Regions from separate parts of the Homo sapiens genome. Here region 1 is linked to region 2. A link is a contact called in ENCODE Hi-C or POLR2A ChIA-PET data. All regions are on one chromosome and are shown on one strand. The core of a region is the stretch at or near the end of the contact, and the rest is flanking DNA. Distances in the headings are between cores, read along the strand shown.

Region 1 (2,811 bases), core at 150-2,649, 240 kb before region 2:
AGCAAAGTTGGTCAGCTGTATCTCTCACCTCCTCCTTTCTTCATAAGATAGTAGAATCTGTGGCTTACTTGTAGGTTTTACTTAGTGCTTCAGTACTGTTGGCTGTTTTGGCCTTTTGCTGAATTTGCACAACAACATAAAGCACTTCTTTTTAATGTTTAAAAAAAATTCCAAGGCTCCATGACCAAGTATGTGACTCACTAAGAAACCCTTGCTATAAAAGGCTTTTGATGAAATCTTAGCAAAGCTAAATTATCTCTAACTTAGAGATTCCTATGAACTCAGGTCATTTTCATAGCCTGTTTATTTTGTAGGTCTAATTTAGTTCTCAGGAAAATTAAACTCATGCTATATGACTGTATCGTTAAAGGTACTTGAGCGTATGTTGCTGTAGGTGGTATGACACTCAAATGCATAAGAACTTGAAGGGATTTATTCTTAACCACTAGAATATGAAGAGCCCTTTTTACCTGAGAAGAGTGAAATTATGTCAGACCTTTTAATTTGATATCACTGAGTAAAAGGTATGTTCCTATAGCCATAGGAATATGTCTGCTTCCTTTTTTTCATGTTGAGAAAACAGTCAAATTTAACCATTTGGAGTTTATTTGAATTCTTGGAAAGAGCAATATTCAAAACCTTTTCAAAAATAAGATATTCTGGACTACTGGATGGATGTTTTGTTTTCAGTTCATTTTTCATCAGTAGAGATGGTGATTTCGGTTTTGTAGTATCCTTGTTTCTATGTCTGTGCATGTTAACATTGGATGTATTTGTATATACTTAATTAATATACAGACTGTGTGTCATTCTGGCTTGATTAGAAGCTAAGTCAGTTACTGAGTAACATTTTGCAACTTTATTCCAGCAAGTACTAAATCGGCCAAAAAAAGTTTTGTTTTTGATACCATTAAAATTTTATTCTCTATTTTGTGTACATGCTATGATGATTCTCCCAAGTACTGATTAGATCACTGAACTTTAGTTAGCTTCCCAAGAATTATTAACCGTTAGAATAAGACTTAGATTAAATCTTGCTTTATTTTTACTTTAAAATTAGTCTTGCTAAGGCCTTATGTTAGTTCATACTTTCTTTTCAACAGTAATCTTGTTTATAATCCAGTGTTTCTGTGTTTTAGGACATAATTTAAAAATATACTGGATTTTGGCCAGGTGTGGCAGCTCATGCCTGTAATCCCAGCACTTTGGGAGGCCAAGCAGGGAAGATTACTTGAGCCCAAGAGTTGAAAACCAACCTGGACAACATGGTGAAACCCAGACTCTACAAAAAATGCAAAGATTAGCTGGGTGTGTTGGCAGACGCCTGTGGTCCCAGCTACTCAGGAGGCTGAGGTCGGTAGGACTGCATGATTCCGGGAGGTCAAGGCTTCAGTGAGCCAAGATTGCACCACTGCACTCCACCTTGGGTGACAGAGCTGGACACTGTATCCAAAAAAAAAAAGTATGTATTTACACACACACACACACACACACACACACACTGGATGTTCTAATAACTGCTCTTTTGTATGTGAAGCAAGCCTTAGGAATCTTACGTTTTACTTCTTTCTGTTAAACGGCATCTGTTATCTTTTGAAGTACTCACACTGAACATGCTTCATGCTGAATACTCACGCTAAAGGCCTCAGACATGTAAACATTCATCCTTAGTCTCTTTTTTCTCTGTTTTCTCATTGGGAGCTGAAGCATCCTAGTCTGCAGAAAATTTAACACACCATATTCCAGCTTTGCATCACCTAGACAGTAGACAAAAGGAAAAGAAATTGTCAGTACCGTATCACAGCTAGTGCCTCTGTTCATTCCAGTGATAGTACATGAGCCCCTTCCAGTGGAGTCAGATCAAGCCAAAAGATTTTCCTGTAAAGTCTGTAGTAGAAGACAAATTTCTTTTTGATCCATTAGATTGGTATTTCTATCTTCTCAGCTAATTAATGAGTAAGGCATGTGGACAATCGAGAAAACTAATTTGAGTGTATGTATTAAAATTGCTCTTCTAAAAACACGTAAAATATTAAAGATCAAGGCAGAGCAAAAAAGAACGTAGCAATCATATACTAGAAAAAGAAACTAAGTTTTGCTAAACTATGTTTGGGTTAGTTGACCTCTGTAGCTATTCTAAAGTTTTCTATCCCTTATCTGTATTCCGCTGTCATTCCTGTGCCTCAAGCCTCTGCCAGGAATCTGATGGTACTCTGGCTGAACTTAAAACATAAGAATCTCAAAGGTCTCATTTAGTAAATGTTAGTGCTAAGTTGGTGACAGCCTGGGTTATATGCTTTCTCTTTCAGTCTTCAGTAGATGCTTGTGATAGTTTTCAAAGAACTGTAAAATTTCCGGGTCTGTACAGATTTTTAGAGATCATTTAATCCAACCCTGTTACAGTATCATGTCAGCATTTAAATAGCAGTAAAGGTCATGAAAAGTGAAGTGAAAGGCAGCAAACTCCATGAAAAACTAAATACAGTGACAACTGAGGGAAGTGGTAAAGTAAAAAAATATTAATGATGGAATTTTAAAGCTGGAAGGGGCATAGAGACCATTCTTTTCTCAATAATATTCTGCAAATATTAACAGGTGTCATGTCAGAAACTAAGTTTAGGAATTGACAAATTCAAAAATCTCCCTTACAGCAGGGCTTTGAGAGCCTTTGCTACACTAAATGCTCTGTGAATCTATCTGGTGCTGCGTGGGGGCCTCCAAATTTATTTAACCATATTTTTTAATTTGGCATTTACCTAGAGAAATGCTATCACATTTAATTCCTTCGTTTTACAGTTTCACCTCCTCATG
Region 2 (2,700 bases), core at 161-2,660:
CTTATTGTGTATTCATGTGATGATCAACTATGATTCACGATTCTCCTTCCCAAGCCTTCCCCTCCTTGAGTATTCCCTGTTTAAGTAAATGGCCTCCACCCATTAGCTTAAGCCAAAAATCTGAAAGTCATCCTTGATTCATTCATCCTTACCTCACGATCTACTGATCCTATTTCTTAAATATCTCATGAATCAGTCCATATTTTCCCCCTTCTCTGTCAGTCCCCAATCCATTTCCTCCAGCTGCCTCCTAATTGGCTTACCCACATATATATTACAGTGTTTGTGCGCCATCATCTCCTCCATTCTGTACATAGTGCCCAGAATGATCTTTTTAAAATGCAAGTGATCACGTCACTTCCCTGCTTAAATATATAAACCAAAAAGCAAAGAAACAAACAAAAAACTTAAATGGCTTTCCACTACCTTCAGTACAAAGGCCAAATCCTTTATAAAGCCTCCAAGATCTGGATCCTGTCTCTCTACAATGTAGCCATGTTGGCTTTCCTTTCGACACTACTTCAAAATCAATTCAATGCTGGATCCTCTGCCTAAACTACTTTCCCCTCTTAGCCAACTAAGAAGTTTCTTAGACAACTCTTCTTCATTTTTCATGTTTTAGCTTTGATATCTCAGGCTGAAGTGGAGGATAGCCTGAGCCTGGGAGGTCGAGGCTGCAGTGAGCTGTACTCCAGGATGGGTAACAGAGCGAGACCCTGTCTCAAAACAAAGACAAACAAACGAAAAACCCAACAACAACACAACACAACACAAACAAAACAAAACTACACAAAACACAAAAAAGGTATTTTGTGTTTCCATTTTTCAGATGAGAAAATTGAGGTTCAGAGATGAAAACTACTGTTTATGGCCTCAAAGCAACTTGGGTGACTGTTAGATTATGATTATGCCTTATGTTTTCTGTGTTTGACACTGAGGTATGGCCACTATTCCAAAACTGTTTTTATGATTAGATAAAGGCTATGCTTAGATAGTCTGATACTAAAAAATAAATCATTCCAAATCCTAAAAATGTTTCCAACTGCATGTCAGCATAATGCCGTAACCCTTCCTTTCTAAGGTAACAACATTGTTCTCAAAATAGAGATTTTGCCTCATATCAAATAGATTACAATTAGGGTGAACTAAATTATGAAAACCAAACTGAAAACAAAACACAGAGCTTTTTTTTATGTACCAGTCTTCTAAGTTATTCATGTCATGAAAGTGCAATTCTCCTTATGTCTGTAATTCTCTTTGCTTTGGCCGCAGTTCTTCCGACATAGCTTTCCAGCAATGTCATACATTTTCGTTTAAACATTATGTTCTAGTTGTGTGACTAACACTGACAAATTTGTCTGTGACAAGAGTTCTTCCTTACTACTTGAGCAGCTTGTCACCACTTCCCTTCAGTGCAGGGTGGTTCTAAGTGAGTGGTCTTTTAGAGAAACTCCCAGTGGTGTCTGGAAGTGACCTCACAATCAAGTTAAATAAGGTTTAGGGAGTTGAGCAAACTGTTTGGACTGAATGAGGCTGATTTCATTTTTTGCTTCAATGACAATCATCTAATTGTTGAGACTCTTGGGCATCTTAAGCAAAAAATGTAGAATTTACTCAAAATGTTTAGGCAGTGTAGCCTGTTTCTATGGCAACAGTAAGTAAATAAACTGAAAACATAATTTATTTTTTTTTTTGAGACTGACTCTCACTCTGTCACCTAGGCTGGAGTGCAGTGGCATGATCCTGGCTCACTGCCACCTCCACCTCCTGGGTTTAAGCAATTCTCATGCCTCAGCCTCCTAAGTAGCTGGAATTACAGGCGCACGCCACCACACCTAGCTAATTTTTGTATTGTTAGTAGAGATGCAGTTTCTCCATGTTGGCCAGGCTGGTCTCAAACTCCTGACCTCATGCGATCTGCCTGCCTTGACCTCTCAAAGTGCTGAGATTACAGGTTTGAGCCACCGTGCCTGGCCCGAAAGAATAAATTTAAGTGAAAGAATCATAAGTATGTGACTAAGAAAGGTTTATTTTCCAATTGTACCTTGCATCTGTCCAATTGCTTGAAAAAATATCCAAAGTATTTTTGAACCAACTTTTTTTTTTTTTTTTTTTGAGACAGGGTTTGCTCTGTTGCTCAGGCTGGAGTGCAGTAGTGTGATCAATCCCACCTCAGCCTCCTGAGTAGCTGGGACTACAGGCTTGTAGCACCATGCCTGGCTAATTTTGTTTTTTATTTTTTGTAGAGATGGAGCCTCACTGTATTGCCCAGGCTGGTCTCAAACTCTTGAGACCTCAGGCTCTCAAAGTGCTGGGATTACAGGTGTAAATCATACTGTCTGGCAGTACCAGCTCTTTAATGCTAAAAACCTTTTTTTTTTTTTTTAGACAGAGTCTCCCTCCATCGCCCAGGCTGTAGTGCAGTGGTGCAATCTCAGCTCACTGCAACCTCTGCCTCCTGGGTTCAAGTGATTCTCCTGCCTCAGCCTCCCGAGTAGCTGGGACTACAGGCGCATGCCACAACTCCTGGCTAATTTTTGTATTTTTTTTTTTTAAGTAGAGACGAGTTTCACCATGTTGGCCAGGATGGTCTCAATCTCCTGATCTCGCGATGCACCTGCCTTGGCCTCCCAAAGTGCTGGGATCACACGTTAGCCACTGCTCCCGGCCCTAATGCTAAAAACGTTTAAATTGCTTGTA

The links. A loop is a pair of places that touch in the nucleus more often than their neighbours do. ChIA-PET counts read pairs that join two places held with the same protein, here RNA polymerase II (POLR2A). Pooled maps may share reads with other maps.
Region 1: a pooled map shows a loop between it and region 2 (2.2-fold over the local background). The contact joins two enhancer-like sites. A Hi-C loop is called at or near these places in 3 of 168 maps with a recorded cell type or tissue (gastrocnemius medialis and ovary) and 5 of 50 pooled maps. POLR2A ChIA-PET finds 5 or more read pairs at or near these places in 2 of 52 experiments (AG04449 and AG04450).

Annotation. Positions count from the first base shown.
Region 1 is chr14:53,042,084-53,044,894 of GRCh38, reverse strand. It overlaps DDHD1 (DDHD domain containing 1), which reads left to right. Exons shown (of 13, transcript NM_001160148.2): 13 at 1-2,811. Among named protein-coding and RNA genes, the nearest start is that of FERMT2, 92 kb to the right of the region's middle. Within about 2 kb of position 1,399, at least 5 of the 41 ENCODE cell types and tissues checked have a DNase peak (open chromatin) inside an H3K27ac peak, as active enhancers do.
Region 2 is chr14:52,800,226-52,802,925 of GRCh38, reverse strand. All of the region lies in intron 1 of LOC105370500 (a long non-coding RNA gene), which reads right to left. Among named protein-coding and RNA genes, the nearest start is that of GNPNAT1, 10 kb to the right of the region's middle. Within about 2 kb of position 1,410, at least 4 of the 41 ENCODE cell types and tissues checked have a DNase peak (open chromatin) inside an H3K27ac peak, as active enhancers do.